Regions from separate parts of the Homo sapiens genome. Here all the other regions are linked to region 1. A link is an interaction called in ENCODE POLR2A ChIA-PET data of the cell type or tissue named here. Cell type or tissue: HepG2. All regions are shown on one strand.

Evidence for each region. Peaks named below come from ENCODE experiments on the same cell type or tissue, not always from the same donor. Only the 100,000 strongest peaks of a DNase experiment are listed, where the experiment ranks them.
Region 2: POLR2A ChIA-PET joins it to region 1 with 12 read pairs; 3 of 35 experiments call an interaction of 5 or more read pairs at or near these places.
Region 3: POLR2A ChIA-PET joins it to region 1 with 11 read pairs; 16 of 35 experiments call an interaction of 5 or more read pairs at or near these places.
Region 4: POLR2A ChIA-PET joins it to region 1 with 35 read pairs; 10 of 35 experiments call an interaction of 5 or more read pairs at or near these places.
Region 5: POLR2A ChIA-PET joins it to region 1 with 129 read pairs; 10 of 35 experiments call an interaction of 5 or more read pairs at or near these places.

What each region holds. Positions count from the first base shown.
Region 1 is chr1:116,472,782-116,477,781 of GRCh38, forward strand. The region is part of intron 2 of LINC01762 (long intergenic non-protein coding RNA 1762); the gene reads right to left. Among named protein-coding and RNA genes, the nearest start is that of LINC01762, 3.5 kb to the right of the region's middle. RefSeq lists an enhancer at 2,479-2,623 and a cis regulatory region at 2,544-2,557. In HepG2, no CTCF peak of the experiment used is centred here; a DNase peak (open chromatin) is centred at 2,610.
Region 2 is chr1:116,107,573-116,112,572 of GRCh38, forward strand. It overlaps MAB21L3 (mab-21 like 3), which reads left to right and starts at 3,827. Exons shown (of 8, transcript NM_152367.3): 1 at 3,827-3,938; 2 at 4,057-4,238; 3 at 4,835-5,000. In HepG2, no CTCF peak of the experiment used is centred here; DNase peaks (open chromatin) are centred at 2,239, 3,149 and 3,409; H3K4me3 peaks cover 2,558 bases.
Region 3 is chr1:116,137,311-116,142,310 of GRCh38, forward strand. It overlaps MAB21L3 (mab-21 like 3), which reads left to right. Exons shown (of 8, transcript NM_152367.3): 8 at 1-839. Among named protein-coding and RNA genes, the nearest start is that of MAB21L3, 28 kb to the left of the region's middle. RefSeq lists enhancers at 1,650-1,699, 1,798-2,092. In HepG2, a CTCF peak has its summit at 1,937 (motif pointing right); a DNase peak (open chromatin) is centred at 1,931.
Region 4 is chr1:116,410,233-116,415,232 of GRCh38, forward strand. All of the region lies in intron 1 of ATP1A1-AS1 (ATP1A1 antisense RNA 1), which reads right to left. It also overlaps the pseudogene RNU6-817P. Among named protein-coding and RNA genes, the nearest start is that of ATP1A1-AS1, 5.9 kb to the right of the region's middle. In HepG2, no CTCF peak of the experiment used is centred here; a DNase peak (open chromatin) is centred at 2,139.
Region 5 is chr1:116,418,388-116,423,387 of GRCh38, forward strand. ATP1A1-AS1 (ATP1A1 antisense RNA 1) reads right to left here and starts at 235. Exons shown (of 3, transcript NR_027646.1): 1 at 72-235. RefSeq lists an enhancer at 60-354 and a silencer at 314-443. In HepG2, no CTCF peak of the experiment used is centred here; DNase peaks (open chromatin) are centred at 214 and 2,234; H3K4me3 peaks cover 1,242 bases.

The sequences.
Region 1 (5,000 bases):
GCCTAATGGGTTTTGAAGCCTCAGTAAGTTTATGTGGATGGGTGCCAAGAGCAAACAAATCACTGCAGCCACAAGCTGCCTCACTCCATATCCGAGATGCATACTGAGAATGACTGGGAAGGCTACTTGGTATGGGAACCCTAAAGCAGTTAGGATGGGGAGGCCCCCGGGGAAATGCTATCCTTAGTGCTCTCCAGGAAGCATCATTTACAACTTCACCATTGGCCAAACACTAATATATGTGCTTTACATATATCATCTCATCGAAGCCTCATTATAACACTAATGGGTTAGGTGTTATTACACCCCTATTTTAAAGATGAAGGAAGTCAGACTCAGTTAAGATCATACATCTATTAAGAGGTAGGGCAAAATCCAGACTCAGTCTTTTCTGATTCCAAAGCACCTGCTCTTAACTGCCCCACTTTATTGCCCTCAGAGCTCTTTGGTACCAATTACACCAGGCATTCCTAGCTACAAGGCATTGTTCATTCATTCATCCATTCATTCAACATCCAGCAATATTTCTTGAGCATCTGCATCGTGCCAGGCCCTTTGCTAGGCCCTGGGACCTCACTGATGAAGGAGACATGGACCCTGTCCTCATGGAACTTGGAATCTAATGAGTGAGTGCCAGGGTCTGGAATGGGAGTTAAGGACTCACTTAAGACTGGGCAGGTTGTATCTTGCACAAAGGCTCTGCACTAAGGGGGCAAGTGGGTACTGAAACCCAGCTTATATTCCACTAAGCTATGTGCCCACAGAGCGACATCTTCTAGAGGAAGCAATTTAAAAAATTTTTTCCCAAAGAGTAATATGGGCTATTCTGGAAGTACCTGCCTCCCTTAACTTTTCTTTCTTTCTTTTTTCTTTTCTTTTTCTTTTTTTTTTTTTTTTTTTTTTGAGACGAGTCTCGCTCTGTCATCCAGGCTGGAGGGCAGTCACGCAATCTCAGCCCACTGCAACTTCCACTTCCTGAGTTCAAGCAATTCTCATGCCTCAGCCTCCCAAGTAGCTGGGATTATAAGTGCAGGCTCCCACACCCATAGAAATGGGATTTCACCATGTTGGCCAGGCTGGTCTAGAACTCCTGGCCTCAAGGGATCTGCCTGCCTTGGTCTCTCAAAGTGCTGGGATTACAGGCATGAGCCACTGCACCTGGCTGCCTCCCTTAACTTTTCAAGCCAGTGTCACCCTGAAAGACATCCTCATGCACAACCTGCAGTGTGTAGGGAACATGAACGCACCAGGTAGACTCTGGACAGTAAGGAGGTCAGCAGCAAGTCCAAGAAAGTGTACTCAGGTCTGTTTGGCCCCAGTCAATGAGGTCCACATTCACCTTCAGGAAATCCTGGCCAGTCAACAATGATTTAAACCAATCCCTTCACCACCCCCAGGCAAAGTCCCTGTGTAAGTAAAACTTCCAGTGATTCCCAAAGATAGTATCCCCACCTCAGCAGACGGTGGAGGCCCCTGCTCGGCCCTGGACCTGCAGGCCTTCTTCCAACAACTGTCAGACCCCACAGGAATGGAAAGGAAGGCTTCTGGAGACACATACTGGAGGGAACAAGGGGACAAAAAAGGCAAGCTGACATCAACCCCAAACCCCAATAATTCGGAGGAGAGTATCCCTGGTAACAGAAACAGAGACAGAAGGAGGTCTGCGGGAAGAAAGATGAGTTCTTTATGTATGCCAATTTTCACATGTTAAACATGCCATGCCTTCTATCCGTGGAGCCTTCACATACAAGACACTATGTGCGATATTTACAAAAGCCCTAACCCGATTGCCTTTTTATAGATGAAGAAATTGATATGCAGAGAAACAAAATAATTTGGCTTAGGTCACATAGCTAGGAAGTGGCAGAACTAGAAAGTGGCAGAGGTGGGCCCTCTTGATTCAAAAGACACTGAATCAATGTGTAGTCTAGCTTAGAAGTCCTCGGCCTGAAGATAAAGATGAAGGAAATGAGATAAAGGGAATGAGGCCAAGAAACAGTGAGGCAGATGGAGAGAAGGGAAAGAGAGGTACAAAGGTAGTGGAGGATGCACCCTAATAACTCCTCACAGATAAAGCAATACAGCTACTGCGACCAGCTATCAATGCAGTTCATAAATGCAGAGATCATCAGAGCAGGAAAGGACCTCTGTGCTCCCAGCCTCCCCGTGTTACAGCTGAGGAGTAGAGGGCCAAGGCATCTAGTGGCTTCCCCAAGGTTCTCCAGGCTGCTGTGGAGGCAGAGCCATGGCCACGGCCCTGGCCTCCTGGCACTCAGGCCTAACAGCTTCCATCAGGCTGTACCACTGAGATTATCATCATCAGTGATGATGGTGCCATTAACAGCCATGGCCACCACTATCTGGTTTTTTAGCACCAGCCACCCTGGCAGCCATCTTCATTTTGTGACTTGAAGAAAGCACTGCCCTGGTCATGTGAGCACAAGAGGAATGGAAAATTCCAGGTCAGGGAACAACACACCCTCCAGGCATCCTTCTCCACCAGCCCTGCCTTCAGAGGCACCAGGCCCTTTTGTCCCACCACCAGTTAATATTTCACTTGGGTGAGACTTTAGAGAACAAAGAACACAAAGCTGGCCTTGAGGGGCCAAAGGTAAGCAGCCCATGGTTCCCGATTCGGCTCATAAATAAGAACAGGGCAAATGTACTTTGGATAAGGACGCGCTCAGCCTCCCGCAGAACAGCTGGGGAAGCTATTCATAGGAAAGCGTGCTATTTGCGTCTGCCTGGCATTTGAATGAGGCTCACCTAACTGTGCCTGCCCTCCCCACAGATGTGAGTCACGCTCCCCACTCACGAGTGAGGAGTGGCCAGGGGCAAAGGAGAATTGCTTCTCGGCTCAGCTGAGAGAACTGTGGGGGCCAGGAGCGGCACTGCCAAGGATATCTCCCTCCCCCGGGCAGGGAGGGCCTCCAACTGAGGACACTTATTCTGTAGTGATAGAGCCTGATTCCCCTCCATGTGAGAGAGGTGCCTCCTTGGACCCTGCTACTTTGTCCCTTGGCCCTTGGTCAAGCAAAGGGGACAATTCTCAGCCCCCAACCCCTTGCCGGTGGCTTTGACTATCTTCTCACATCTCCAGTACTCGGGGAAAGCCAGTCAGAGCAGCGTGGGAGGCCAGTTCTAGTGTCACGCTGCCATCCTCCAAGTTCTACTGGTCCCTGGTCTCTAATTGCAAAGCTTACGTGCTGTGGAGGTGAAGTGGGGGTGATCCCTCCCCCTTAAGCAGCACTGCCCACTTCTGAAGGTCATCCACCAATGCTCCTGCCTCCTGTAGCATCCAGTGAAGTTCTGGGCTGGTTCTGAGCCGAGGGTGTGCCGGAAGCAGGGCTCATTATGGTCCAAAATAACCTTGGGAGGTCAAGCCCAGGCCTGGGCATCCCTCATCCAAGGAGCCCTGATGGGGGGGTCTCTCAGGGCCTAGCCGAAGAGTCAGTTCCGCTCCATAGCAGCACTGATGGTTCAGGTCAGTCCCAGGCCCATGAGAAAAACTCCAGTTCTGCACCAAAACACAGTGGCCTTTGGAGTCCATCAGACTCCAAGCATTAGGAAGGGCCAAGCTCTTCTCCCATTGGTAGTTCTCACACACCTGTGGGTCCAGAGAGGGGCTACCCGCCATGATCCTGGGAGCTGTGGTCTAAGGGATCTCTGTATACCTGAGTATGCTCAGCTGCGGTTTGGTGTTTTTTATTAGTGAATGGCTTAGCTCCTCAGCTGGACCATAAACTTCTCAAGGGAACATGCTGTGCCCTTATCTTTGTGTGCCTGCATGACAGCACACAGCCAGCATGCAAACCATGACCTCATATGCACTTAACACTTGACTATATCTCTTTGGCGACTAGACTCTACTCCTTTGGACAGGGACTTCTTAATTCTGTATTTCTGAATGGCCTAGTGCTGGCTGTGACACAGGGTAGTTATATAATTGATGGTGTTGATTTGAATTGTCCAGTTTGAATAAAGAATTTTCTAAATGAGTCGACATTATGACACAATGGATATAGATGAGACCATTAATGCATTTGAAATTTACACTAGTGGACACATGATGGTAGATGCTATAGATACAGGAACCCATGCAAATTCCAACTTTGAGAAACTAGTAACCTATTTCGAAATTATACCTTCTCCTGTTCTTCATGGGCAAAGATGATCCAAGCATGGAGGACATGACATTTAAGCCTTCTTCCCAGTGTAAGGGATGTGCCTTCAGCTAAATTTTTCTCTCAGTCAACATTTATGGGCACCTACTGTGTGTTAGGCACTGTACTATGGGCTGAGTATTCAAAGAAAAACTAGGCACAGGTGAATCGTAAATGGAGAGCTACGGGTCTAGTGGGGCTGAAGGCACTTTCTCAAGGAACTCATGGCACTGAAATAGCTGCTGCTTGAGAAGTATGGCCTAAGCTCCATGGGAGTGAGAAGGGATGAATTCTTCCTGGGGCCAGGAAGGGAGGATGAAATCAGGAAAGGCCTCCCAGAGGAGCAGATGTTTGAAGGATGGACAAATCCAGATGGACAATAGAGTATGTATTCTAGGCTGGAGGGTATTAACCAAAGCATGGAACCCCCTCAGTTCTTTGGGAGGAGAACAGTCTCCTCTGCTCTCACTGTAGCTGGTGGCTTGATTGCTGACCAAGGTCAGGGTGACACCTTTGGCCAAAGAATGGGGCATTTGCTTCTAAGTCAGCCAAGGGCTCTTTCTGTCTGAAAATAGCTGCCTGAATTCATTTCCCCAATTAGTCCCAGAGGCCAAAGATAGGAGCAGGCTTTCTCCACCAGCAGGGCAGAAACTGCAGCTAGAAAGCCGGCCCTGCAGCATGAGGAACCCCTGGGGAGCTGGCAGGAGACCTTGAGGTCTGACCGGCTGTGTTTGGATGGACCCTCTCTAGCTCTTTCCCCGTCATGTGACTGAAAACCTTATCATAATGAAAGCTGTAAAAATGCCAAACTTTAACCTTATTAAAGTCACACTGTTC
Region 2 (5,000 bases), 370 kb before region 1:
AGAGAGCTGGCGTTGACAGCACTGGTTATTTCTCATTCTTTCTTGTTGACCACAGGCTCTACAGTGGTAGAGTTGTTGGTGTTAAATAAACTTTTATTTTCTTCCTTCAGTCTAATATTGGGGAACTAGTCCTTTCTATATGTATTGTGATAATAATTGCAGCTAAGAAATAATGTACTTTTAATTGAAATGGCCAGATGGAGCCATGACTTTTTCAAAGACATGGGTTTTTGGCTTCTAAGTTCTACACGGCATGTTCTAATTATTGGGCAGTTTTTCAACATTCCTGACACCTTTCGGCTGTGAATAGTGGCTTCCTTCAAGTACACAACATCTTATCCTGTTGTTTTGCACTTTCTGAGTTGAAATCAGCCTTTCCAAGGAAAATTTCCTTATTCCTTTTCTACTTTTGTTGTGTTCCTAAATGAACTAATGGGAGCTTACTCATTATTTAACTTTACTTTTCTCACTTTATCTTATGCCTGCAGATGGGAGATAGAATGGGATTACATTGTAGAATAAGAAAAGGGGCCACCGTCATTTAGTCATTAATTCATGCATGCATTCATTCATTTATTAAGCAGCTACTATATGTCAAATACTGTTTCCAACAAGGTAAATCTTTTCCTTTAAGGAGCTTTTGGTACCACAGGAGCTAGATACAAGCAAAGTAACAAAATGCAGTATGATAAGAGCTAAAGTAGGAGTTTAGCACTGGGTGGCCTAGAAGCATCGTGTAGAGTCCCCCACCCAGTCTTGAGAATCAGAGAAGGCCCTGGAGCAGGTAGCAGCTAAGACAAATCTTGGAGAACAAATAGAAGCCCAGTGAAGGGGTGGAAGGTAAGGGGAGAGTCCAAGCAGTGAGCATTGTCGGTGCAAGGGTCCAGAGAAGATGGTGAGGGAGGGGGTCTTGCAGGGAACTGTAACTATTTTAGTATTGCAGGAGTGCAGAGTGCAGGGGTGAATCTTGTGTGTAGTACAGTGTTGCTTAAAAAAGATAAATTAAATAAACAAATAACCCAAACAAGTTAGAATATCCCAGATAGGATATATACTCTTGCATCCACCGCAGACCCCTATCGCTTTCCATTGTTCTACTCTATCCTGATTTATTTTATTAACCACCTGGCCTATGTAGGCATTTGTGTTTGGGATTCCCTACCTCTGAACCCAGACCAAAGATCAAATTCAAACTATCTCAGTTACCATGTCAGGTGTGAAAGGAAAGAAGACCAGCTTTTTGATGGAACTGTGAAGACCAACCCAGTGAACAATCCTACCCACCAGGTAAGACCAGGAGAATTACTCACATACATTAAAAGAAGGATCTTTCATATGGAACCAACCTAATTGTCCATCGATCAATGAGTGGATGAAGAAAATGTGGTACATATACACCATGGAATACTACTCAGCCATAAAAATAATAAAATTATGTCTTTTGCAGCAATTTAGATGGAGCTGGAGGCCACTATTTTAAGTGAAGTTACTCAGGAATGGAAAAACCAAATACCTTATCTTCTCACTTATAGCTGGGAGCTAAGCTATGGGTATGCAAAGGCATACAAAGTGGTATAATGGACTTTGGAGACTCAGAAGGGGGACGTGGGAGGGGACTAAGGAATAAAAAACTACATATTGGGTACAATGTACACTATGTGGGTGATGAATGCACCAAAATCTCAGACTTTAGTACTATACAATTCATCCACATAACCAGAAACCACTTGTACGTAAAAAGCTATTGAAATAAAAATTTAAAAACAAAAAACCAAACAAGCCTTAAAAAATAGATCTTTTTCCTCAGGGAGTGAAATGGAGTATAAACACAAATATTTATTGAGGTCTTATCATGTGCCAAGTACTATGCTAAATTTTTTTTTATATCAGGCCTTTCTATAAAAGAAGATAGCAATTTAAGCAGTCACAGATGCATGTATATAATTAAATTTATAATTTGTAAGGTGATTTTACACATCTTAAAATATATTTTATTTACTAGAATGTCACTTTATAATGTGACATTCTAATAAATAATGTCATTTTGCATAATGTTTAATGCAAACAAATAAGCATTCAGTAATGTTTATTGAGGGCCAGTTGTGCGTTAGGTACTGAGGCTTCTCTGGAGATACAGAACAGACTGGCCCCTGCCTCGGGTTGTTCACTACTGTGGACTTCAGCACATCACAGACGATTATCTCTGCCTGGTATTCTGCATTGTCAGATTCAGTCTGAGTCATCTTGGGATTACAGGAAATCTTTTAAAAAGTCAGAGTTTGTTCCTGGCTAATATGGTGAAATCCCGTCTCTACTGAAAATACAAAAAAATTGGCAAGGCGTGGTGGCGGGCGCCTGTAGTCCTAGCTACTGGCGAGGCTGAGGCAGGAGAATGGCATGAACCTGGGAGGCGGAGCTTGCAGTGAGCCGAGATTGCGCCACTGCACTCCAGCCTGGGCGACAGAGCGAGACTCCGTCTCAAAAAAAAAAAAAAAGTCAGAGTTTGTAATCCTGCAAACTTTAACAAATTTGTATATTTAAGGTTGATTTTGATCAAGCTAACCTTCCTCCTTCTTGGAATTAAAATCTCAGACACTAAGTAAATCAGTAACAAACACTTCTGCTGGTAAACCAGGGCTAGCATTATCTCCCCGGGACTTCTCAGATTGGCAGCGTAGGGTTTTGCATGCCTTGTTAACCTGACTTGTAATAAGTTCTTAGTCTTCACAATGGAAACTGAGCCAAAGCAGGTTTACATTTCCGTACTTGCATTTGGTGTGAGTCATGAGAAAGGAGAATATTTATTTTCTGAGGAAGGAAGAGAACCTGAGCTAACTTTGAATTTCCTCAGTGGCCTAGCATACAAGTGCCTTAGGCTTACTGTAATTCAATCCTTTTGCGAATCCTATATCCAATTACCCAGATATCTACATCTAAAAAAAGCTTGTCTTCATCAAACTGTCAGACAGGAGCTGTCAGAGAGTCTATTTGTGGGACTGCCCTGTATTTCAGAGCATTTGCCCATAAGGAGCTAAATCATGGAGTAGGGAATTGGGTTGTGCCCCCACAACACACCTATTCCCTGGATATGACATCCTGGTAAAATCGGACTGTGTAGCTTCCCTGAGCACATGATTATTTCTTCGTTTCCTGATTGCTCAGTTGGCCCTGTTGGTTGCTTTCCCTGCTCACAGCCGGCAATTGTCGCTGGATCGTAGGGCAAGAGAATATTCCAGTTATAACATTTTGATCAGCTGCGGTACTGGAGCAATCAAGATAGGGCAGCCACAGGTGCAAAAATAATGAAAGTTTGTGCATCTGATGACAGGTGTCTGGGGTAACCCTCGAACATTAGGAAAGACCCCACCGGAGGAAAGGGACTCACAAGTTAATGATTACAGTGAAAGCAGAAGTAACAACAAAAATGAGCACATGAGAGAAACAGTGGGACTTTCGTAATGTTGAAAATGAGGTGGAGAGAGAATTCTAAATTGCAAGTTCAGAGAAAGAGGCTCTTGCTGTCTGTGAAAAACAAATAGTTTGGCACTACTATGATAAGAAAAGCCCAGGGAATAAGATTCTGAAAAATTTGGGAGCACTTGATATCAAAAGAAGGAGATTTAGAATTACATATAGAAACAAATGGAAAATCAAGGCTGTTTTGAGGGGTGCTATCAGAGGGTCATTGGAGAGGATGTAGCTTTACAATATTTATATCAGGCTGTGCATTGGCAGGAGTTCTGTAGAAGTTGGACTGAAAGCTGGAGGTAATGACGTGGGTGGGGCACAGAGCAGCTAGGGAGCTCTGATGCGGCTTTTGCTTGGGGCAGAGTATGGGAAGATATGCAAACGCTGAGGCCCCAAATAGTGCAGTGGCCTTTGTGGGCAGCACTTACAGGTGGGCTTGGAAACACTTGCCTTTGGAACATTGTTTAAAAGTAAGTAGTGCTCCCAGAAGGGCTGTAATTTCTTTAGATTATCTGATAGCAGACTCCGTGATGTTTACCAGCTTCAAGGAGATCAGACCATTGTGAAATTTTTTTTTTTTTTCTGTAGTAAAACTAGCCCCAGCCAGCCCAACTGGGAATTTACTGCCTGAGCTGTTTTCCAACATAAGTTTTGCTGGCAAAACCAGACGTGAGTGTTCCCTCGACTCTAAAGGGACCTGTTTACACTGACTTTATTTTTACTGCCAGCTTTCAAGTTGGAAGAGGGAAATTACGTTTAAAGGTCAGCAGGTGAGCAGAAGGATTCCTGACCAGCCATTCCTGTGGGTGTGTGCCCGTGTGCACTCTGTGTACGTGTGTGTGCCTGTGTATATGTGTGTGCCTGTGTGTACGTGTGTGCCTGTGTATATGTGTGTGCCTGTGTGTACGTGTGTGCATGCTTTTCTAAATGCCAACCGTTGTGCTCTGCGCTGGCTGACAAGACCTGATCACTTGTTTGCGGGCATAATGATGGGTGTCAGGCTGGTTGTTGGGCAGTTTCCTATTTGTTTATTGTAAAGAAGGTAAATCAATCCGTGGGATTTTCTGGCTTGGAGAGCAAGGGGTGTTTACTGTCAACAGGATAAGGACCAGGAGATATAAGATACTGAGTTCCACGGTGCATCTAGTGTTGGGACAGGAGCATAAAAGGTGGGGAGAAGCCAACTACAGGGTATTTCTGACTTGGATGGAACTTTTAAGTACTTGGGTGGGAAATACAATTTGGAAAATTGCTCTCTGGTGAAAGCACCAGTCAATGTAGCTAACTAAGGTATGATTAGGTTGGACTCAAATTCAATTTTATCAACTCTTCTTTTTAAATTCTTTTTTTTTTAATTTCCCAAAAGATGACAGATGGATTTTCACAATTTGGAAATAAAAACATGAGTGAAGGGTTCGGAAGGCAAGTCTCTGGTCCATTACACACTTCCAGAAAAACTTAGTACCCAGAGACTCACATTACTGGGAGTGCTATCTACTCACAAGTGTTGCACTCCATTGAGAAAAAAAAAA
Region 3 (5,000 bases), 340 kb before region 1:
TGAAGGACATGAACAGACACTTCTCAAAAGAAGACATTTATGCAGCCAAAAATCACATGAAAAATGCTCATCATCACTGGCCATCAGAGAAATGCAAATCAAAACCACAGTGAGATACCATCTCACACCAGTTAGAATGGCAATCATTAAAAAGTCAGGAAACAACAGGTGCTGGAGAGGATGTGGAGAAATAGGAAAACTTTTACACTGTTGGTGGGACTGTAAACTAGTTCAACCATTATGGAAGTCAGTGTGGCGATTCCTCAGGGATCTAGAACTAGAAATACCATTTGACCCAGCCATCCCATTACTGGGTATATACCCAAAGGACTATAAATCATGCTGCTATAAAGACACATGCACACGTATGTTTATTGCGGCATTATTCACAATAGCAGACTTGGAACCAACCCAAATATCCAACAATGATAGAGTGGATTAAGAAAATGTGGCACATATACACCATGGAATACTATGCAGCCATAAAAAATGATGAGTTCATGTCCTTTGTAGGGACATGGGTGAAATTGGAAATCATCATTCTCAGTAAACTATCGCAAGAACAAAAAACCAAACACTGCATATTCTCACTCATAGGTGGGAATTGAACAATGAGAACACATGGACACATTAAGGGTAACATCACACTCTGGGGACTGTTGTGGGGTGGGGGGAGGGGGGAGGGATAGCATTGGGAGATATACCTAATGCTAGATGACGAGTTAGTGGGTGCAGCGCACCAGCATGGCACATGTATACATATGTAACTAACCTGCACATTGTGCACATGTACCCTAAAACTTAAAGTATGATTAAAAAAAAAAAGTACTGTAACCAAATGGTGGGGTCCCTAGGCTATCGTTTAATAAGTAATGATTTTAAAATATTGAAAAAAAAATTTCCAAACCAACAATGAGTTTACAATTTTTGAAAACATGAAGGCTTGGTGCAGTGGCTCATGCCTGTAATCCCAGCACTGTGGGAGGCTGAGACAGGAGGGTCACTTGAGACCAGGAGTTCAAGACCAGCCTGGGCAACATAGCCAGACACTGACACCCCGTCTCTACAAAAAATTTAAAAATTAGCCGGATGTGGTGCTCAGGAGGCTGAGATGAGAGGATTCCTTGAGACCAGGAGTCTGAGGCTGCAGTGAGCTTTGATTGTACCACTGCACTCTAGCCTGGGTGACGGAGTCACCGGAAGGGAGACCCTGTCTCTAAAAAAAAAATTTAAAAAGAGCATATAAAATGGTGAACAAACTAACATTTTGTTAAATCATCAAAAATTTGTATTCTAATTCTCATATTCTTGTATCTTAGGAAACATCATTTTTGAAAAGGTGGCAAATGTAATAAGGTTTTAAATTTAATTTCGGCCGGGCAGGGTGGCTGAGGCCTGTAATCCCAGAACTTTGGGAGGCCTAGGTGGGCGGATCCCTTGAGGCCAGGAGTTCCAGACCAGCCTGGCCAACGTGGTGAAATCCCGTCTCTACTAAAAATGCAAAAATTAGCCAGGCATGGTGGTGGGCACCTGTAATCCCAGCTACTTGGGAGGCTGAGGCAGGAGAATCGCTTGAACCTGGGAGGCAGAGCTTGCAGTGAGCTGAGATCTGGCCACTGCTCTCCAGCCTGGGCTGGGCTACAGAGCGGGACTCTGTCTCAAAACAAAACAAAAACCATCTTAAGCAACTTTTAAAACAGCTACACAGTCACGGAATGCTAAAAAGTGAAAATTGACTGTAACATTGGTTCAATATGTGTGTACGTGTGTGGAAAGGGAGGAACTGACGTGCGCCACAGTCTGATTCCGGTAGATTCTTTCCGTCTTTCCCCTGAGATCTGAGGGTTTTGCAGGAAGCAGGGCTACCAGCAGCTTCCTGCGTATTCCCAATTCTTGCCAGCAGAGGGCAGCAAGGGAACACATATGAAAGGAGCCAGGTCCCACCCATTCTCGTCCTCGGAGCCCAGCAGGTGTCACACTTCTCAGCCCGTAACTTACACCTGGTCCCTCCAGAGCAAGGATGAGTGGATTCCAGCTCATGCCAAATTGTTGACCTTTCCTGCCATTTTAGCCGAGATTTACATCTTTCTCCTTAAAACTCAGATTTTAAAAGGGAGCCTATGAGAGGACCGTCCATCCAGGCTCCCGGGGCATTCAGCTCCATTCTGTTTCCTGGGACAGATTGCACAGCTAAGAAAAGCCAGAGAATATTACTCCTTTATTCTGTTCTTTTTTTTTTTTAATTCTCCAAAAGACCGTTCAATCCTTCTTCACTCTTCCAGGCCCAAGACTAGGCGTGTAGAGGAATGGTTGGTTTTCAGCCACCGCAGTTGACCTGCCTGCGTCTGCATCCCAGTTCTGATGCCGAGGAGCTGCATGACCTTGGCAAGCTGTTTGGCCTTTCTGTGTCTCTAGTTCCTTCTCTCCAAAATGGGCATTGTGATGGCCAGAATTGTGTCCACCACAATTCATAAGTTCAAGCTCCAACCCCCAGCACCTCAGAATGTGACTGTATTTAAAGAGGTGATTAAGTTAATAATAAAGAGGTGATTAGCTGATTCAGTCTGACGGGTATCCTTAAAGGAGAGGAGATTAAGCACACAGAGAGATGCCAGGGATGTGCATGCGCAGAGGGCAGCCACCCACAGACCAAGGAGAAAGGCCTCAGGAGAAACCAGCCTGTCCACACCTGCTCTTGGACCACCAGCCTCCAGAACTGGGAGAAAATACATTTCTGTTATTTAAGTCACCTAGTCTGTGGTATTTGGTTATTTTCCTATGGCCCTAGGAAACTGTTACAGGCATCATGAAAGAATATATACCTCATAGTGTTAATGAGAGCAACGAATGGAATGATGGATGTAAAAGGCTCTTAGTTGAGTACCTGGCATGGGATAACTGCTGAACAAATGTTTTCATTTTAGATGCCTACCCCTCGTGCTATTTGCCCATCTCTACCATTCCTGATAACTATACCAGACCACAGATAAATTCTTTGTAAAGAAAATATAAACCATCACAGAGGAAACATGAGAAAATTTCACTGCAAATTCTGCAAGCCCATTCTCCCCTTCGTCCCTCTTGCTAAAATATAGAAGGTATCTCCCTGAAAGGCCAATTTCTCCACATGTGACAGCTCAGATGCCTCCCAGCTCTTCAGTCTTTCCATTTATTTCTTGTAGTTTCCTCCACATCCTCCCGCAATGGCCGCTTCACTCTCTTCTCCCCTTTACTGTCCAGCTTCCTGAGTTACTATACGTGTATCTCCACCTACTCGCCTCATTCACTCTTTTTGTTTTTTTAAATTGTGAAATATATTTATACATGTGAGAATCTAACCTATTTAAAGAAGAATAATAAAGCAGGCTGGGCGCGGTGGCTCACACTTGTAATCTCAGCACTTTGGGAGGCTGAGGCGGGGGGAGTCACGTGAGGCCAGGAGTGTGAGACCAGCCTGTCCAACATGGCAAAGCCCCGTCTCTACCAAAAATACAAAAAATTATCCAGGCGTGGTAGTGCACATCTGCAGTCCCAGCTACTCGGGGAGGCTGAGGTGGAAGAATAGCTTGAATCTGGGAAGCAGAGGTTGCAGTGAGCCGAGATTGTGCCACGGCACTCCAGCCTGGGCAACAGAGTGAGACTCTGCCTCAAAATAATAATAATAATAATAATAATAATAATAATAATAATAATAATACACCAATATACTGTACCTTGGTGAAAAATAGCACATTGTCAGTATACGGAATTCTCCTTGCTTCCCCTTCCTTCCAGCAGCCTCCTTCCTCCCAGACATAGGTAATCGTAGGTATCCCACATTTTATGTTAATCATTCTCATGTTTTTCTTTATAGTTCTACTTCCTACCATATTTCATTGAACTTAAGCTCCCGACATTGTAAGATGCATTATTATTTCACCTCTAAGAAAGAGACTCACAAAATGAATGGTTTGGTTACAAAATTTTGGTTACAAAATGAATCTCAATTTTGAAGTGTTTGAAATGTCAAAAAAAGAGACATGGCTTAGAATCAACAAAATATGATCTGCATGCATCCCAAATTGTGTTTTTAGTTTTGACTGTTTCATTTATCTAAAGGCTTTACATACATGAAATCATACTGTATAAAGTCGTCTGTGATTGTTTCTCATGGCCACAGAGAAACAATCTTTTGAGATTGTTTTTATGCTTTTGAGACTCCCATGTGTGTCTTCATGTAGCAGTCGTTTATTCCTTTTCACCAATAAATAATATTCCACTGTGGGAATCTGCTGCTACACTTTATATATTCTTGTTACTGTAATTGGACATTTGCATTGTTTCCAGTTTTTGTGATTTGAATGATGTTTTTATGCTCATTCTTATACATCTTCAGATGCACACAAGTCTTTTAAGGGTGTACACATAAGAATAAAATGTAGGTTCACAGAATACATGAATGTTTAAATTTACTAAATATTGTCAAAATATTTCCAAAGTGATTACGCCAATCTAAATTCTCCATTTTAATATGGGTGGATTTTCAGCAACTTTCTCCATTATAATGGAGCACATTTTGCATCTTGTTTAAGGAATCCTTCTCTCTTTTCAGGTCATGGGAGTGCTCCTATATTCTCTAGAATTTTATAGCTATGGCTTTTAGGAGAAGTAGCTGTTCCTTATTTTTCCTATTCTATTCCAATAATATTGGGGTAATCTCTTTGCTGGAAAGTTTGGTTTAACTCATGTAAAGAACTGGCTGGACCTTCAGTTTTATTGCCAGGAGATATTTTACTATTAATCTTTTTTTTTTTGTGGTAGGGGGGCGGAGGAGGGTACGGAATCTCGCTCTGTCGCCTAGGCTGGAGTGCAGTGGCGTGGTCTTGGCTCGCTGCAATCTCCGCCTCCCAGGTTCAAGCGATTCTCCTGCCTCAGCCTCCTGAGTAGCTGGGATTACAGGTGCACGCCACCACGCCCAGCTAGTTTTTATATTTTTAGTGAGATGGGGTTTCACCATGTTG
Region 4 (5,000 bases), 63 kb before region 1:
TGCTCTATATAAAACTGCTTGTAAGTTTTTGTTGGTGGTGTTTTTTTGTTTGTTTGTTTGTTTTAGAGATGTGGTCTCACTCACTATGTTGCCCAGGCTGGGCTCAAGAGATCCTCCTGACTTGGCCTCCCAAAGTGCTGGGATTATAGGTATAAGCCACAGCGCCCACCTGGTTGCAAGTTTTTAAAGTTTTGCTAAAATGACAGGCATATGAAGACATTATTGCCAACTATATATTGTCCCAGAAACAAACATTCATCCTTTACTATAAAAGTCTTCTGCGTATGGGTTCTCTCCCAAAGAAGGGACAGCAAAATGCTCACAGCCAGCTCTTCACCCCATGTGCATGTGCCAGGAGAGAAGCCCAGAGTCCTTGCAGGTCACCCAATCCAGCTCCCTTATCACTGGTGCCAACAAGGCAATGTTTTCTAAGGGAAGGGAAACCAACATTTATCGAACATGTACTACTGCCTACAGCACTATTTTGGGGGCTTTTTATTTCATTTCATCCTATGAAGTAGCTAGAGGTAAATATAATCCCCACTTTGCAGAGGGGAAATTGAGAGGTTAGTAGCCTGTAAGAAGTGGTTAAGAATGTGTTTGAACACATATCTATAAGCCTTAATCTTTCCATTAGATCAAGCTGCTTCCCATTAGGGACATAAAAGAATCCTGTGTTGCCACTGGTGGTTTTTACCTCAACATACCCTAAAGCCAGAGACTCCCATATACTAAGGTGGACTCATCAGATTCTTGTGGGTCCATATACTTGAGCAGCTAGCTAGGTATACTTATTCCAAAGAAGTAGCTAGTAGGTAGGCATGGCAGAAACTTATTAGTTGTTCAACAAACCATACCCCTTCTTCTTCCTAAGCACCCACCTTGAACACATTTCTCACCCCACCTTGTGGAGGTACAGCCATGTGACTGTTCTAGGCAACGGAACAGGAGTTCACCTGATGTACCTATCACTTGCAGGCCTGGCCCATAAGCCCTTCCACAAAAAAGCATTCTCTTTCTATACCTACCAGATGCATGGTGGAAGAAATAGGAAGGCCCTCAAGCAGTGGTTCTCATCGTTAGCTGTTGATTGAAATCACATGAGAGCTTTAAATATCGCCATTGTCAGGCTGCATCCTAGACCAATTAAAACAGACACTCTGGAAGTGGAACCAGGCATCAGGATTTAACAAAGCTTCCCAGGTGATTCCAGTGTGCTGCCAAGGTAGAAAATCATTGCCTCAGGCTGGGCACTTTGGGAGGCCAAGGCAGATGGATCGCCTGAGGTCAGGAGCTCAAGACCAGCCTGGCCAACATAGTGAAACCCCATCTCTACTAAAAATACAAAAAATTAGCTGGGCGTGGTGGCGGGCACCTGTAATCCTACCTACTCAGGAGGCTGAGGCAGGAGAATTGCTTGAACCCAGGAGGCAGAGGTTGCAGTGCAGTGAGCCGAGATCGCATCATTGCATTCCAGGCTGGGCAAAAAGAGCGAGACTCCGTCTCAAAAAAAAAAAAGAGAAAAAAGAAAAAAAAAATCAAATCATTGCCTCAGAGCAATGATTCTCAAAATGTGTCCCCCAACCAGCAAGACCAGCAAGACCAGCAATGCCTGGGAACTGTTTATAAAATGCACATCCACAAGCCCCATCCCAGACCTACTGAGTCAGAAACTCTGGGGAATTGCATTTTAAGCTCTCCAGATGACTCTGATGCATACTGAAGTTTGAGAACTTCTAGAGGAAGTAAGCCACAAGACAGAAGGAGCCTGGCCCTGAGTCGCTGCTTGGAGGAGGGCCATGTGAGAGAACAACTCAATCAGGAACACCCATATCAGACTATTGTGTGAGAAACCCACTTTCATTGTGTTAAGCCATTGACTCAGTGGGTACGCATTTATGTGGCTTATGAGAGAACATGGAAGATTGGAAGGTGGGGTCTAAGCAGTGGTGTGCAGGAGCTGGCTCACACCAGCTCATTTGTTAAATTTTCAGGAATTTTGCAAACAAGGTGACTTCTCATTGGCAACATTAAATTGGCCAAGGTTGGAATAGTTACACCATGGAAATTGTCAAATGCTACAAACCAGGACTTGTTTTCCCAGAGAGCTGGTTGTTAAACATTAACCAGCACACCACTGGGACTAAGCATCAGAGAGTAGAAAGGTGGGATGATGGTACAGTGGCCCTGGGCTGTAATGAACCATCAAAGGAAATGCCATCATGTGAGGCTCTCTAGGCCCAGCCCACACGCAGGCTTCTCTTGACAACACTGTGTCTTTGCCATGTCCTTGTATTTAGAGATTCTGGAAGCTGAGAGAGAAAGACTGTGGAAGCAGAGTGGGTGAATGGTCAAAACTATCATTCAGGTTAAGAACTGGTGGGGTTTCTCAACTGTGGCACTGTTAAGCTTTTGATCAGATGAATCTTTTTGGGGGACGGTATCCTGTACCTTGTGCATTTTAGTAGGTTTAGCAGCCTCCCTGGGCTCTACCCACTAGATGTCATTAGCCACCCTTCTCCCTCCAGTTGTGACAAGGAAAAGTGTCTTCAGATACTATCAAATGTCCGTCCGCTGGAGGCAAAATCACCCCCAGTTGAGAACCACTAATTAAGAACTACCTAGAAGGCAAGAGACACCCCCATAGGGGTGGGCTGGGCCTCAGCCTACCATCTCAACCCCATGACAATTTAGGGAAGATGCTTTTGGATTCAACTGTAATCACTTTCTATCACATTCTATTAATCTCTTTTCCAATGTTCCCTATCTCTCTGATCACTCCACTCCGTTCTCTACCACACAGCTCCCAGAGTCTGTACCACATTAGCTCTTGGTTTGGGAGTGTCTGATGTTGACTGAAAAATATTTCAAGTGTGTTAGCTTCTCTCCTCGACACCACTGGCCTCCATCCCTCTTCAAGATAGTATGGTGCAGGGATTGAGAACACTGGTTCTAATGGCAGCTGGTCTGCCTGGATCTTGCTCTGCCATACTTTAGCTCTGACTTTAGGCAAGTCACTTAACCTCTCTGAGCCTCCTCCATTTCCTTGTTAATCAAACGGGTGAAAATACTATTTCCTACTTCATAGAGTTCTGAGAATAAAGTGAGATAATACTCAACAAACACTGGCTACTGTTTTTCACTCAACGGATTTTAGAGCACACCCAGAATGGTGGACCATGTGCCACATGCTGGGGGAATGGAATTGAGCAAAACAAACACATAGGCCCACTCCCTGTTACAGTCTGGTGGGGAAGACAGTGCAATGAGCAGGTCTTAAGAGGATGTGTGGTAAGTGCCAGAAGAGGAAAATCCCCTGGTACCACAGAAAACCACAGGTGGAGCCTAACCAAGCCTCAGGGGTTGGGAGGAGGCTCCTGGGGAAAATAAGGATGGGCTCCGGGCAGGCCCTGCTGGTTGCCTGCCAAATGTACATGCCCTCCCCTTGGTCTTTACCCATCCCATGCTCCACTGGGGTATCCCAATTTTTCTGGATCTTTTTTCTTTACACTTTTTTCCATTTATTTACTTATAAAAATACGGAATGCTTCATGAATTTGCACAGCATCCTTGCACAGGGGTCATGGTCATCTCTGTGTGGTTCCAATTTTAGCATACATGCTTCCAAAGCCAGCACTCTTCACTTTTTTCACCACACTCAGCTCTCCTTCCTTTCTTCTCCTAAAAGGTAACCAACCATTTTAATGTTTATCTTCTTATTTCAATGTGTTCTTGCAACATGGGTATTGTTTTGTGTGTGTGTATGTACTTTTAAACTTTTATCATGAAAATTCTCTAAGGTACACAAAAGTAGAGAAGATAATATCACAAACTTCCATGTAGCCATCATGTAGTTTGAACAATTTTACCAACATTTTGCCAATTGTGTTTTATCTAGTCTCTCCTCTCCATCCCTACTTCTTTCTTTCAGAAGTATTTTAAGACAATCCCAGACATGGTTTCACCCATTATACATCTCAGTATGCATGTTCAACAGAAAATGACTTTTCCAAAAAACTCATAACCACCAAGTAGATTCTTTTTTTCTTTTTTTTTTTTTTTTGCTATGAGTACTCCTGATCCTTCCTATGATACTCCAGTTGCTTCTAACTGCTACACAGTGCTTTTTGTGTGCACGCCCCACATGTGACCTATTATTTTTCACAATAATTGACACTCAGTTGGTGGGCAACTCCCTTCCACCACTAATAAGACTGCAGGAGCATCCTCACACAGGTCTTCTCCTGGCCTTTGTGAGAATTTCTCCTGGGACAGAACTGTGGGTCACATGATATATTCATTTACATAATTTCACCAAGAAGACCAGACTGCCCTCCAGAATGGCTGCACCAGTCCACAGTCTCACCAGCAGCGTGAGGTTCCCATGTCTGCACACCCTGCCAATCACTGGAATTGTCCAGCTGGCTTTTTTTCTTTTTTTTTAATTTTCTCAGACCTCGCAGGTTTCTATTAATAATTGTTTTCAGTCTATGTAAAGTCTCATTTAAATTCATATTTTTGATGATTAACAATGATTTTGAGCATTTTATCATATTTTGTAAGATTTTAGGGTTAATTCTTCCATAAATGGCATGTTCATATCTTTTACTCATTTTTCTATGGGGTTGCTGTCTTTTTCCTGATTTGTAGGAATTCCTTGTGTATTCTAGATATTAGTCAGTTTTAGACACTGCAAGCATCTTTTCCCATTCTGTCATTTGGTCCTACTTTTTGATCACTTTTGTATCCGCCTTTCTCTCCCACCTTCAGCTCCAGGGGGATCTCCTGCTCAGTCTCATCTACTCATGAGACTCCTATACCCCCTTGCCAGTGATGGATTTAGGAATACAGTTGTGACCAATTCTCTACAACATAGTGAATTCAGCCAGAGGGCTTCCAAGAAAAATTTCTTCACTCCTCAGAGACACAAGAAGATCTAGTCTCTGTCTCTCCTCCCGCTGAGTGTTCTCTGGATATGACATGGAGCTTCTGTAACCATC
Region 5 (5,000 bases), 54 kb before region 1:
TGGGATTGGGACTCTGTACTTAGGCTGGCAGCCCATATTAGGACTGGGCACCGTGATAAGCACTTTCTTACCGCAAATGCACGATTTCACTCGGCCCTCACACACCCCACGAGGTGGGCACCGTCACAGTGCCATCTCACAGGCAAGGAGGCCAGGCCCAGGCCCTGAGGATGCGCCGCTCAGGTGGGAGCTTCCGGGGAGCTCGCGCGACAGCCTGGGGGAGCGCGGATTCGTCTCTGCGCTACGGCGGCTGCAGAGGGTCAACCCGCGGAGGCGGCGCTTCGCGGCGGGTCCTCGGCCTGAGGCTGTGGGATGCCTCCAAACCCGGCGCGGCCTCCGTCTGCAAGGAGAGCAGAGGGTCCCCGCCGGGAGCGCGCCCGGCTGCGGCCCCAGGCGGCCCTGCCCGCAGCCGCCACCTGAGCTTGGGCGCGGCTCCTATCTCCCACCCGCGCGTCGGCCAGTGAAGGGCTCCGTGCTTAAACATCATTCGTTACAGAAGTATTGCGGCCATCACACGGCATTTTAAAAACACGAATGATGATAAATAACTTTAACACTGCTTCCAATTCTGCCTCCAAGCACAGCATCATTACCATTTGCATGCGTTTCACTTCATTCGATTTCCATGTGTATGGATTTGTTTCTACATAGCTGTGGTAAAACGCACATACTAAACTGAATCCAGGGTTGTTTTCCACTTTGTAACATGAACATTTTCACCGTGTTAGTACTGACGCTTCCTACCTATAATTTTTAATGGCAGGACTTTAAAAAATTGGGTTGATACGCTGTCACTTCTCTGAGCATCTCGCAAATGTTCAACATTCAAGTGGCTTCCAAAGCTTCACGATTATAAATTATTCATTCTTTTTTGTTTTGTTTGGTTGTTTGTTTGTTTGTTTGTTTGTTTTTTGAGACGATGTCTCGCTCTTGTCGCCCAGGCTGGAGTGCAGTGGCGCGATCTCAGCTCACTGCAACCTTCGCCTTCCAGGTTCAAGAGATTCTCCTGCCTCAGCCTCCTGAGTAGCTGAGATTACGGGCATCTGCCACCACGCCCACCTAATTTTTGTACTTTCAGTAGAGACGGGGTTTCATCATGTTGGCCAGGCTGGTCTCGAACTTCTGACCTCAGGTGCTTCTCCCTCGACCCGGCCTCGGCCTCCCAAAGTGCTGGGATTACAGCACTTTGCTGCCCAGCCCATTCTTGTGTATAAAGTCCTTTCAGTATTGAGATCAGTTTCCTTAGGTTATATTCACAGGAGTGAAACTGCTAAGTCAGAATGTGAGCATTTAAAAGCTTTCAGTATTATTGCCAAATGGCTTTTCACAGATGACTCAGGGAGGTTTTGGTACTTGGAACACTGCTACTTATATCCCACTCCCCCCCCCCCCCACCAGGAAAACATCTAAAGTGCACTTTTTTTTTTTTTTTTTTTTTTTTTGTGAGACGGTATCTCGCTCTGTCGCCCAGGCTGGAGTGCAGTGGCGCGATCTCCGTTCACTGCAAGCTCCGCCTCCCAGGTTCACGCCATTCTCCTGCCTCAGCCTCCTGAGTAGCTGGGACTACAGGCGCCCGCCACCACGCCCGGCTAATTTTTGTGTTTTTAGTAGAGACGGGGTTTCACCGTGTTAGCCAGGATGGTCTGGATCTCTGACCTTGTGATCCGCCCGCCTCGGCCTCCCAAAGTGCTGGGATTACAGGCGTGAGCCACCGCGCCCGGCTAAAATGCAGTTTCATTAAGAGATAGTGACCCTTTCTGAGAGTGTCTACATTTAATTGGGATCAGAGCTTGAAGTTGAAAATTTTGTGCCCTGGGACTTCAGACATCAGAAAACAGGGTAGGAAGATTCTCACGGGTTAGGATTTTTCTGGTGACCCTGAGTGGGGGAGCCACTTATTCTGCCTTCACTTAAGGCTAAACTAGACTCCCGGCCCTGCGTAGAGTTCTGAGGGACACCAGGGTCACAAGGCTAGTGAGACAGAGTTCATTTGGAAGAAGTGAAATAATTTAGGAATTCACAGAATATTGATGATGATATCCTTCCTCCTCCAGATGACAAGGTAATAAAGAATAATGAGATGTGATCATGGGAAATAGCCACCATGAGCAGCAGCCACCAAGGCACATAAATACTGTGGAATTGACTCTGCTGTCAGCTTGTGGGTTTCTGGAGTGACAGATTAAACCAAACTCAGTCCAGCTTCTTGTTTACTCTGTGTAAATCTACTCACTGTCCAGAATCTTCAGGCCGGTGTTGCCACCACTTGTTCTGTCTGTGATTCCCAGTGATGAGTAGGAGGTGACCAGCAGGCAGACTGTCTCCCTATGGGTAGGGAGCCTCAGAGTTCTGCAGGGACTGGGGTATAGGTAGAAGATGAAAAAAATATCCTTTCTGAATCAGCTCTTTGCCTGTCTGGGCAAACCCCTACGTTTCCTATCCACACTTTCTCTGCTCTAGGACCTAAGCCTTGGAGAGTTGCCCCCAGTTCATTGACAAGCTCCCTACACTAGAGTCCTTTTGTAGTGGGCATTGGGGTGCACCACCCAGATTTCTCTTTAGAACTGGTGAACTTATTCCCTCAAGCTGCTGGGGATTTGCTGGCAGACAGACCTCTCCAGGAAGTGCCTTAGCTGAAGAGAGATCCTCACTCAAGGTCACACCCCACCCCCCTTCCTGGAGCAGCCCACATCCAATGAGGTATACTTGTCTGGCACCCTCACCCCACCTTCAAAGTTCCCTATGGGGTCAGCAGAGACCTTTGTTGAGACTGCTTTGCAGCCTAACTTATCTCTCTGCACAAATTGTTTCTCATTTTCCTTCTATTCCAAAGGTGTTAATCCCAAGAGTATTCCTAATAAATGTCCCTCATGGAAGTTTCCATCTCTGGGTCAGCTTCTGGGAAGCTCAACCTGTGACACCAATCCCACATGAAATATTTATGTGCTACTCCATGAGTCCCTTGTTTAATAAACATTATCTAGCAATAACATGGGGATAAGGTCACAACTCAAAATAGACTAGCTTATAGCTTTGCAGCTTGTTTTGTGTCACTTTTTTTTCTGATTCTCACGAGCTCTGTCACACTACAACTCCTATTTCTAGGTGTGGAAGACAGAATAATGGCCCCGAAGACGACTTACATGGCATAGGGAAATCAGGATTGCAGATGGAATTAAGGTTGATAATCAAGTGATCTTAAAATAGGAAGATTGTACTGAATTTAACAGGCTCGATGTAATCACAAGGATCCTTAGACGTGGAAGAGGGAGGCAGAAGAGAGTGAGATGTGACTATGGAAGAGAATCAGGGAGATGTGAAAATTACTCACTCGCCATTGCTGGAGGAGATGGAAGAAGGGGGTCACAAACCAAGGAATAAATGTGGCCTCCAGAAAGTGTGAAAGGCAAGAAAATGGATTCTTCCCTAGAGCCTCCAGAAAAAAGTGCGGCCCTGCCAACACCTTTATTCTAGCCCATGTCAGATTTCTAGCCTAAAAAACTGTAAAATAATACATTTATGTTGTTTTAAGCCATTTAGTTTGTAGTGATTTGTTACGGCAGCAATAGGAGACCAAGACACTGGGCAAATCTGCTTCCTTCCCAAGGGCTCACTTATAGGCGAGGCCGCAGCAGAAACAGTGAGGAGGAAGCAGTTGGAACAGAACAACCTCTCACATGAATAACTCTTGGCCCTCCTGTCTTGATGCTACCATGAAAGAAGAAAGCATCTAATATTTCTCCATAATCTACCTCTTTAAAGTGAAATAATAAATCTGAGAATTTTAGCAGTGGACAAAAGGATAAAGTTCATCTGTATCAATGGCTTTCAAGCTTTCATTTAGCAGAGGAACATTTTTTAAAAATAGAGAATCACAGACAAACAATATCCAAGACATAAAAGTGGAGCTATCCTGATTGAAGCCCAAGGCCCATGGTCTTTCGCCTCCCCTGAGGAACTGAGGACGAAGGACAAAAACCATCCACCTAGGACACTTGGCCCCTGGACTGGAGAACAGCAAAACAAAAGTTAGAACTCAAGTCTCTACCTCAGCCTGGTGCCTAGGCAAAAAGATTGACTATAGGCTGTTCTCAGAACACTTGTGGGACAGCCTTCTGTGGTCAATGAGATTTATGCAGCATCACGGGACATCTGTGAATTTCCTATAGACAGATCTACACCTCTTCTTACATGTTTCTTGTGTATGTTGCACTTTGTTATACACTGGATCTTCACACCTAGAGCCAGTCCCACTGGAGATGTGAAATAAACAGCTTACTACATGATGTGACTGTGTGACAACACAGTCATCATCTGACTCCAAACCTCTCCCCCAGCAGTCCGCCAAGATGCCTGACACTCTACCATTGGAGTCTCTAAGGAATTGCCTACAAAAGGCTCCCTTCAAAATTTAAATACATTTCATTGATTGCAAGGCTCACACTGTATCATTTCTAAACATCTTTAAAATCAGGGCCTAACAAATCTCTGGACTCTTGCAGTTATAATTTTTTTAATGGTACATAAATAAATGTAGCATCTTGCAATCGATGTCATTTTAGATTTGAAGAAATACGGTATGTGACTTGGGTGGATGAGAAATAAATTAACCTATTAGCACCTTTGAAGGCTGAAGCAGATCAGAGTCCTCAAAAAATGGAGATAGGAGTGTGTGTGCATGTGTGAGTGTGCATGTGTGCAAGGTAGAGTCTCCGCACTAGCAGGGATCTCAGCAGACAAGAACAAGCATGACAGGGAAGGGAGGGAGACATGGGAAAGCTTTCTTGGGCTGTGTGGAGCTTATATTCTGACATAGAGATTGAATAAATTAAGATCCTCATTTGGATACATGGCAAAGGTTTTTTGGATTGTGTAAAGTTTATATTCTGACATAAGAAATTGAATAAATTAAGATCCTCATTTGTTCTTGGCAGCAAATGAGATTCCAAAATGGTTGCTAGAGTTATGTTACAATGACATTCCTTATTTCAGAGTCTATA